Regions from separate parts of the Homo sapiens genome. Here region 1 is linked to region 2. Evidence: read pairs that join two places in POLR2A ChIA-PET (ENCODE). Cell type or tissue: MCF 10A. All regions are shown on one strand. Each heading gives the region's core, and the rest is flanking DNA. Links, peaks and the distances in the headings are about the cores only.

Region 1 (5,389 bases), core at 269-5,268, 78 kb before region 2:
GCCTCCCAGGTTCAAGTGATTCTCATGCCTCATCCTCCCAAGTAGCTGAGAAAACAGGTGTGCGCCACCACATCTGGCTAATTTTTGTATTTTTAGTAGATACCAGGTTTAACCATGTTGGCCAAGCTTGTATTGAACTCGTGACCTCAAGTGACCCACCTGCCTCAGCCTCCCAAAGTGCTGGGATCATAGGCATGAGCCACCTCGCCCAGCCTTATTGTTTTCTTTTAATCTATCAAGTCTCTTAAAGGAGAAAATGAATGCTTATAGATTTTGATGCCTCTGTCAGGTCAGTAGCTCTTCAAAGGCAGTGTCTGGTGATATTTCTGTGACTAACCCCTCCTTCCCATGCCATAGGATGAAGGCTCACATCGGGTATGTAATACCTTAGTGCAATACATTAATTATTAATGGATTAGCTAAAAAGCAGATATAATTTGATCAGTGTAACAAAAAATATATTGTGCACTATTTTTTTTTCCAGACGATATTTTTTGGTAGCTTATTCCCAAATAGAATTCAATCTTTTGGGGCCTAGATACTGATTGAACATGCTCATGTGTTTTTGGAAAATTTGTAACAATAAAATATTTTAACTCTCATAGTTATAATATGATTGATTTTTGTTTCACTCTCCAACTTCCTCCCCTCCATCATACTTGCTCTTCGGTTGAAAGCTGTACAGTGGCATAGGACATTTTTGAGATTTAATAAGGGGATAGTGAATGGGGAGATTTTTTTTTTGTGGATTTAATGGCATTTATTTACCTGGTTTGCACCTACCTCCATGTACAGCTAGCTGCCTTGGTATAGAAAAGGCTTCCAGAAATAGTCCTACCATCCACTGTGCTGTGCTGACCCATACATAGGATGTATGCAGCCATGAGCAGGTCCTGTGGCTGGTACTGGTAGTATGTGAGCATAGAGGAGATTCAAGATTTGAGAGGTATGAATCCAGAAGCTAAACTGTGGAAAATCTTATAGGAAAAGATCAAAAAACAACTTAATAGAGATTTACCAAAATTTGACAATATTCCTGAAAATTTGTATGACTTCACTCATAATAAATTGTGACACTAGAAGAAAGTTTTCAAAATTTCAGTAACAATTTCAATTATATATGTGAGAGGAAAGATTGAATTGTTATTTCTAATTTTTTCTTTATTAACTATTATAAAGTTGTCATAAGAAGAGGCAATCAAAGAGTATGTGGTTGACCGGGCGTGGTGGCTCACGCCTGTAATCCCAGCACTCTGGGAGGCCGAGGTGGGTGTATCACAAGGTCAAGAGTTCAAGACCAGCCTCACCAAGATGGTGAAACCCCGTCTCTACTAAAAATACAAAAATTAACCAGCCATGGTGGTGGATGCCTGTAATTCCAGCTACTCGGGAGGCTGAGGCAGAGAATTGCTTGAACCCGGGAGGCAAGGTTGCAGTGAGCCTGGGTGATAGAGCAAGACTCTGTCTCAAAAAAAAAAAAAAGTGTATGTGGCCATAAACATGCAGATAAAAGTGTTATGGGAGGCTGGACATGGTGGTTCATGCCTGTAATCACAGCACTTTGGGAGGCCAAGACAGGTGGGTCACTTGAGTCCAGTAGTTAAGACCAGCCTGGGCAACATGGTAAAACCCCATCCCTACAAAAAAGTATGAAATATTGATCAAGCATGGTGGCTCGTGCCTATAGTCCCAGCTACTCAGGAGGATGAGAGAGGAAGATTGCCTGAGTCCAGGAGGTTGAGGCTGCAGTGAGCTAAGATGGCAGGCACCACTGCATTTACAAAAAAAAAAAAAAAAAAAAGCATAATAGATATGGGTCAGGAACTTAATACAAATATTACATTATCTCTTCTGGATTTTGTGATGTCTATGTAGGCATTTTGCATTAAAAATTATAATTTGTTATGTTTTTTCTTTCCAAATAAATGTTCATTTTTGGAATAAATTTTTTATTGTTTTAGTTAAAGAGAACCCCCAGACTGAAAATGTTACAGGCCTCACAAATCGGTATTTGCCCTTCATTCCATCTATTCCCCACTAATTAAACCAAATCCTCTTCTTAGTCTGTGATTAGTTTAGAGGTGGACAGTCTCTGCCCATTGGCTGTGAACCAGGAAGCAGGTAGCCCTCATTGCTTGCAGTTATCTTGATGGACACCAACTCAAGAGGCAGGCAGAACTGAGAGGACTTTGGAGACTGAGGGAACTGTGCTTGAAACCTGATCTATCTTTGGACACACAATATAGAAGTTCTCTAGTATTTATAATATCAGAATTTTCACAAGCAAAGCTCATTCTTATATTTAGTTGAATAGTTGAAATTATAAAGCTAGGTTAAAATGCAAACAAATGTAGAAAAATAGTGCTCATTTTTCTAAAGGATTTTCCATTGGTATGGAAACCATTCTAATCATTACATCTCTGATAGTTTATAGCATTGAAGCTATAAGAAAGTATCAATTTGGATGTTTTAAGGTACTACTTTATTAAATGTTAATTTATTTTAAAACTGCTGATTTATTCAATGTTAAAATACAGAAGACTAGGAATAAGAAAAAATGAATTCAGGTATGCCTCTAGAAATTTCATTTTGATGTACTTCCTTCTGATCATTTTTCTATGTATATGTTTTATTTGAAAAAATCTTTATGATAGTTTAATACAATTTTATCTTCTCCTTTTTTTCTATTATTCCCTATGACCCTAGTGATTTAGCACAGAAGGGCCTCCATGTTCACAAATTCAGGGGGCTTTTTTCACATTGTAGCCTATGTGAACGGCGTCCACTGGAGTTGTGCAGTAAATAGCCTGTGTGACTGTATGAGGCAGCCATTTACATCTGGGCGTCTAAGCCTTCATGTTTACCTAGAGCATCTTATGGTACCATCCCAACTACAGATTTGGGAATAAAAGGCAGGGCAAACCACTCCTGGCTGCCTTCCAGTACCATCATATAAATTTAATATTCAGCCTTTGTGCTTTTTCTCAGGCTGGCTTTGTCTGTAGCTGTGTCTCACAGCTGTCCTCTTACAAGGTTACATCTATGCCTTTTCTTCACCTTGGAATAATCTGCTGACTCCAGTGTATGAAAAAAAAGTGTTAAGTAAATTAACTTCATGGCTGTTTTAATGATCACATTTCATTGTTATATCATTTTGGATGGTTCCAATTTGACTTCCTTCTGTCAGTTTCTTTGGATTGATTTTCTATCGGCTCATTTTCAGAAATCTATACTGTTATTATCCTTGCCCTATCTCGAGAAACAGTTAATCTTCATGATTCTAATTTTCTTTTTGTCAAAAAGTGAAATATTACTCATAACTCTATAAAGGTACCTAAATAATGGTGAAAAGACAAATTACATAACTATTTGTAATGGCAAAATATCCTATTTCTTTAATAGTGAAAATACTAACTTACTGGTAACTGCAGACATATTTTTACACCTAATTGATAATTTTTAGTTCTCTGATAGCTCCTGCCAATTCCTCTTACGCACGTATTTTGCCAATATAGGATGTGGGTAGGTGAGGGATTACTCAGAAAAACGGAACCTCATTCTTGGCTGATAGGATGATGAACTGTGTGATAAAATGCATAACCTTTTCCTCCACCCTTGGTTCACAAAACTTTTAGTTTTCTAACTTTCATTTTATGCAAACAGGGTTGGCTGCTCAAACCAAGCTTTTGAGAGAGTACAGCAAACAAAGCAATTTCTTAAAAGTTTAAGCCCCTCCTCTACAAAAGGAAAGAAAGGGGTGAGAATTAAAAGCGAGAGAGGTAGAAAAGGAAGGCTAGGTTGTTAGAAAAAGAGACAAGAGAGGCAAGGGAGGGGTGAAGGAGGAGGAGCAGGAGTGAGAGAAGCAAAGTAATCTGGACAATTATTTTGCCTAAAAGTTTGAGATTGAATTGAAAAGTTTCTGCTTGAATTGATGTAGGAAATTAAGCAGTTTGATCTTTGTTCTGATATTTGTCTTGCAATAAGACCATTTTATGTATCAAATGTTATGTAGAGAAAGACTAGGTATTATTTTTCTGAGACTCCAGAGAACCTAGACACCTGTCTAAATTATATGAAAGTTCTGTAAAGTTATTAGCAAATATATATACATATATATATATACACACATATATATACATATATATATATACACACATATATATACATATATATATACACACACATATATATACATATATATATATACACACATATATATATTTTGAGATGGAGTTTCGCTCTTGTTGCCCAGGCTGGAGTGCAGTGGTGCAATCTCGGCTCACTGTAACCTCTGCCTCCCAGATTCAAGTGATTCTCTTGCCTCAGCCTCCCAAGTAGCTGGGATTACAGGCATGTGCCACCACGCCCAGCTAATTTTTGTATTTTTAGCAGAGATGGGGTTTCACCATGTTAGTCAGGCTGGTCTTGAACTCCTGACCTCAGGTAATCCACCGGCCTCGGCCTCCCAAATATTTTTATAAAACATATTCTATAGTATAAATACTCTGTGGAGGGTGCCACCAAAGTTGATATTAAACCTTGCTTTTTTTTGAGACAGGGTCTCACTCTGTCCCCCAGGCTGGAGTACAGTGGTGCAATCTTGGCTCACTGCAGCCTTGACCTCCCCCGTGCTCAGGTAATCCTCCCACTTCAGCCTCCTGAGTAGCTGGGATGACAGGCGCACACCACCATGCATGCCGCCATGCCTGGCTAGTTTTTCATGGCTGGCTAATTTGTTTTGTTATATTTTTTGTAGAGATGAGGTTTCACCATGTTGCCCAGGCTGGCCTTGAACACCTGGGCTCAGGCGATCTGTCCACCTTGGCCTCCCAAAGTATTAGGATTATAGGCATGAACCACTGTACCCGGCCTTAAAAAAAAAAAAAGACAGAGATTCACTGTGTCTCCCAGGCTGATTTCTAATTGCTGGGCTCAAGCGATTCTCCCACCTCAGCCTCCAGAGTAGCTGGGACTGCAGGTTCACACCACTGTGCCCAGCCAATGCTATTCTTCAAACAGCCCAATGGGAGCAGAAAATATACTATGTGTGCTCAAGTCATCTACACCATGGCTGTCTGTGTTACTAGTGTGTTTGAAATTTTACAGATCAGTAAGAATTTCAGTGGCTCACTAGGCTTTATGAACCAATATATGTAGGAGTGGGTTACCCAGCAACCACTCTATGGCTTTAAGATGAGAAGGTAGGGGAAGTGAGGAAGTCACACTTACCTGCCTGCTGCCTGCCTTCCTTCTCCCATAGCCATGCTCTTGGCTGGGGAGAAAGGGTAGATGTAGAGCCTCCAAGAGCTGCAGAACTATTAAAAATCCAGTGGGTTTCTTTCATAAACACATAGATGCTTTTCTAAATCCAACAGAAATCTGACTCCCT
Region 2 (5,389 bases), core at 117-5,116:
TCAGGCTGGTCTTGAACTCCTGACCCCAGGTGATCCATCCGCCTCGGCCTCCCAAAGTGCTAGGATTACAGGAGTGAGCCACCTCGCCCCACTCACAAATGAGTTTTTAAATGAAAAAAGAAGAGGGGATTTCTAAGTTGTTTTACGAGAATTTATATTAAAATAGCTTAAGCTATTGATTGGCTATGCATTGTTCTTTGTATCACAAATGCCAGGTACCTGAAGATAATGGGTGAGGCAGTTTGGTCAGAAACAAAATCCCTTTCAGAAATTGCCCTTGGGCATGGGTGCTGGTGTGGGAGGATAGGGAGAGTGAAGTCCCATATTCCTGTCTTTCTGAACTGGATAAAGTTTGCATGTCTCACATAGCTCAGAATGCGCTGAGCTATTTGTTTTTTCCTTGTAACTGAGATCCAGTTGGTTCTATTGGTGGGATGTTGTGGCTAACTTCCTTATAGAAAATGTAAAAACTTGGCCAGGCGTGGTGGCTCACGCCTGTAATCCCAGCACTTTGGGAGGCCAAGGTGGCTGGATCACCTGAGGTCACAAGTTCAAGACCAGCCTGGCCAACGTGGTGAAACCCTGTCTCTACCAAAAATACAAAAATTAGCCGGGCGTGGTGGCAGGTGCCTGTAATCCCAGCTACTTGGGAGGCTGAGGCAGGAGAAACACTTGAACTCAGGACGTGGAGGTTGCAGCGAGCAGAGATTGCCATTACACTCCAGCCTGGGTGACAGACAAAGACTCCGTCTCAAAAAAAAAAAAAAAAAAAGAAAAAGAAAAAAAGAAAACGTAGGGCCAGGCGCGGTGGCTCACGCCTGTAATCCCAGCACTTCGGGAGGCTGAGGCAGATGGATCACGAGGTCAAGAGTTCAAGAACAGCTTGGCCAAAATGGTGAAACCCCATCTCTACTGAAAATACAAAAATTAGCCGGGGATGGTGGCGGGCGCCTGTAATCTCAGCTACTTGGGAAGCTGAGGCAGAGAACTGCTTGAACCCGGGAGGCGGAGGTTGCAGTGAGCTGAGATCACGCCACTGCACTCCAGCCCTTGTGACAGAACAGGACTCTGTCTCAAAAAAAAAAAAAAAAAAAAGAAAATGTAAAAACTTCTAGTATAGAGCTGGCCTCAAGCCTCTTATCTGTTAACGACTAAATTACTAGTTTACTTAAGCTGAAATTAGTCAACTGGGAATCAAAAAAGAACTGGGGTTTAATATTGATGTCCATAGAAATGTGGTAAGAATTTATTTTTTCTCCAGTACCTATCCAAGGAAATTAAAAGTGTTTCAATCTGTATTTAAACTTCCCTCATGCAAAATGCTAATAGCCTTACTGTGGTCCCATAACGGTGACAGGAAAAAACACACATTATTTTGAGTATTTAATTTACATTAGATGGTAAATGAATAAAAAAGACACTAAAAATATTAAAATCTGAACATATTTGAGAAGTAGCATCAGGAGAACACTAAAAGCTCTGGAAACAGGCTGAATGGAGAGGCAGCAAGGGGCAGTATTGAATGCTCTGTATCAGTTTTCCTACATGTAAATTGGGGATAATAACTGTACCTAGTTTATTGAATTGTTTTGAGGATTAATTATAATGACGGCCGGGCGCGGTGGCTCACGCCTGTAATCCTAGCACTTTGGGAGGCCGAGGCAGGTGGATCACGAGGTCAGGAGACCGAGACCATCTTGGCTGACACAGTGAAACCCTGTCTCTACTAAACAAAATACAAAAAATTAGCCGGGCGTGGTGGCGGGCGCCTGTAGTTCCAGCTACTTGGGAGGCTGAGGCAGGAGAATGGTGTGAACCCGGGAGGCGGAGCTTGCAGTGAGCCGAGATCCCGCCACTGCACTCCAGCCTGGGCAACAGAGCGAGACTCTGTCTCAAAAAAAGAAAAAATTATAATGACAGATGTTTGTTCAAAGTAAAAGAACAGAAAACAATATACCATGCAAACAAAAAAAAAAGCAGGGTGGTTCTATTAAAATCAGAGTTGACATTATGATAAAAAATATTACCAGGGGTAATGAAGAACATTACATTACAATAAAGGGATCAGTTGAAGAAGACCTGGCAATCCTAAGTGTATATGCACTAAAAACAGAGCTCCTAAATACCTGAAGTAAAACACTTAGAGAACTGAAAGGAGAAATATATAAATCTACAATTGTAGTTGTATATATCAACTCTTTTTTTTAGTAACTAATAGAACACATAGAGAGAAAATTAGAAAGGACATAGAAGACAACCAACATGATCTGTTTATTTATAGAAAACTCCATGTAACAGCAGCAGAGTACATATTCTTTTCAAGTGCAAATGTAACATTCACCAAGATAGACCATATTCCAGGCCATACAAATCTCATTAAACTTAACTGAATTGAGATAAAATAATACAATGTATGTTCTCTGGCCAAAAGAAAATAGAAATAGAAATTAATTACAGAAAGATATATTAAAAATCTCCAAATATTAAAAAACTAAACACTATGCTTTTAATAAAATACGAGTCAAAGAAGATACCATAGTTAAAATTATAAAATATTTTGAATGAAACCAAATGAAAACAAAACCTATTAGGATTTGTTAGTGTGACCCAAACAGCACTTGGTTGGAAAGTTATAACATTAAATGCATATATTCAAAAAGAAGAAAGTTCTCACATTAATGATCCAAGCTTCAATCTTAACATACTAGAAAAAAAGGGGCAAATTAAGGCTAAAGTAGGCATAAAGAAGAAAGTAATAAAAATAAGAGATGAAATCAATAAGATAGAAAGCAGAAAAAAGAAGAAAAAAAATGGAATGCAACACTACTTCTTTGCAAAGATCAATACAACTGATAAACTTGTAGCCAGACTGACAGAAAAGAGAGAGACAGAGAGAGAGAGAGAGAGAGAGAAAGATAACATACCAATATTAGGAATAAAATCGGGGACATCATTACATTTCCTACAAATACTTAAAAAAAATAAATATATTATGAATTTTTTTCAATATATTTGAAAACAGATGAGCTTTGCAAATTCCTTTGAAGTCACAAACTACCAGAGTTTACTCAAGAAGAGACAGAAAATCTGAATAGCCTAATAAAATCCATAAAAGTCACAGTGAAAAATTTTTCTGCAAAGAAACCCCAGGTTGCTGGGTGTGGTGGCTCATGCCTGTAATCCCAGCAACTCCAGAGGCTGAGGCAGGAGTATTGCTTCAGCCCACGAGCTTGAGGTTGCAGTGAGCTATGATTGCGCCACTGTACTCCAGTCTAGGTGACAGAGGACAATCCTGTCTCTAAAATAAAGAATAATAAACAAACAAACGAAAAACCAACAAAGAAAACTCCAGGCTCAGACAGTTTGGTGAAACCTACCAAACATTTGATTTAAAGAAAAAATACTAATTCTCCACAAACTCTTCCGGAAAATAAAAAAGGAGAGATCATGTCCCAACTCACTTTATGGGACCAGCATTACTCTAATGAAGACCTTAAAAAAAAAAAAAAAAGACAAGAAAACAAAATTCTAATATTTCTCATAAACAAAGATGCAAAAATTCTTAACAGAGTATTTTTTTCCTTCTAATCAATGGAATCCAAACTATTACAGAATTAAATTCAGTGATATATAAAAAGTAATAGATCATGTCCAAGTGAGTTTATTCTAGGAATTTAAATTTAGTTTAAAAATTTTAAATCCATCAAAATAATACACATCAACAGACGAAAAATTGTGTGACCATCTCAATTGATGCATAAGATATATGTATGCATTTTTTATGTTACTTTTTTCTTTTTTTTTAATTAATTTTTATTTTACATTCAGAGGTACATATGCAGGTTTGTTACATAGGTAAACTTGTGTCATGGGGGTTTGTTGTACAGATTATTTCATCACCCAGTTATTAAGCCTTGTACCCATTAGTTATTTTTCCTGATCCTCTCCCTCCTCCTACCCTCCACCCTCTAATAGGCCCCAGTTTGTGTTGTTCCCCTCTGTGTTTCCATGTGTTCTCATCATTTAACTCCCACTTACAAGTGAGAGCTACAACTATGTGGTATTTGGTTTTCTGTTCCTGCATTAGTTTGCTAAGGATAATGGCCTCTAGCTCCACCCATGCCCCTGCAAAGGACATGATCTCATTCTTTTATACAGCTGCATAGTGTTCCATGTTGTATATGTACCACATTTTCTCTACCCAGTCTATCTTTGATGGGCATTTATGTTGAATTAATGTCTTCTTTGCTATTGTGAATAGTGCTGCAATGAATATACACATGTATGTGTCTTTATAATAGAATGATTTATATTCCTTTGAGTGTATATCCAGTAATGGAATTGCTGGGTCCAATGGTATTTCTATTTTTAGATCTTTGAGGAATCATCACACTGTCTTCCACAATGGTTGAACTAATTTACACTCCCACCAACAGTGTATGATTTTTTTCATTTAGCTGTCTTTTTTTCATTTAGCTGTTTTTTAATCTTAAATTTATTTTAATCAATGAAAACATTTAAAATAGTATTACTAGACATAAAAAAGGAGTGCCCTGTCCCTTTTGATTTTTGCTTTCTTGAAAACCATTACAGCCGGGTGTGGTGGCTCACACCTGTAATCCTAGCACTTTGGGAGGCCAAGGCCAGGGGGATTGTCTGAGCTCAGGAATTCGAGACCAGCCTGGGCAACATGGCGAAACCTTATCTCTACCAAAAATACAAAAAATTGGCCAGGTGTGATGGCGTGCACCTGCAGTCCCAGCTACTCAGGTGGCTGAGACAAGAGAATCACTTGAACCCAGGAGGTGGAGGTTGCAGTGAGTCAAGACTGCCCTGCTACACTCCAGTCTGGGCCACAGAGCAAGACTCAGTCTAAAAAAAAAAAACCATTATAATCTTTTTCAATTTTTAGCTGTTTTGTTCTTGTTTTTTGCTTTTTTATTTACCTTTATGTTCATAGATAACATGTTTACTAACGTTTTTTAAAAAATTATTTTTCTTTTCTTTTTTTTTTTGAGGTGGAGTTTAGTTTTGCTCTTGTTGCCCAGGCTTGAGTTCAGTGGCACAGTCTTGGCTCACTGCAACCTCTGCCTCCGGATTCAAGAGATTCTCCTGACTCAGACTCCTGAGTAGCTGGGATTACAGGGCCTGCCACCACACCTTGCTTATTTTTAAATTTTATTTATTTATTTATTATTTATTTTTGAGATGGAGTCTCACTCTGTCGCCCAGGCTGGAGTGCAGTGTGCAATCTCTGCTCACTGCAACCTTTGCCTCCCAGGTTCAAGCGATTCTCCTGCCTCAGCCTCCTGAGTAGCTGGGATTACAGGTGCTCACCACCATGCCTGGCTAATTTTTTTTTTTTTTTTTTTGCATTTTTTAGTAGAGA

The links. Peaks named below come from ENCODE experiments on the same cell type or tissue, not always from the same donor. Only the 100,000 strongest peaks of a DNase experiment are listed, where the experiment ranks them.
Region 1: POLR2A ChIA-PET joins it to region 2 with 6 read pairs; 6 of 35 experiments call an interaction of 5 or more read pairs at or near these places.

What each region holds. Positions count from the first base shown.
Region 1 is chr6:63,527,925-63,533,313 of GRCh38, reverse strand. It overlaps a transcript of LGSN not described here and a transcript of PTP4A1 not described here. Among named protein-coding and RNA genes, the nearest start is that of PTP4A1, 42 kb to the left of the region's middle. In MCF 10A, for the core only: no CTCF peak of the experiment used is centred there; no DNase peak of the experiment used is centred there.
Region 2 is chr6:63,450,177-63,455,565 of GRCh38, reverse strand. It overlaps a transcript of LGSN not described here. Among named protein-coding and RNA genes, the nearest start is that of PTP4A1, 120 kb to the left of the region's middle. In MCF 10A, for the core only: no CTCF peak of the experiment used is centred there; a DNase peak (open chromatin) is centred at 3,225.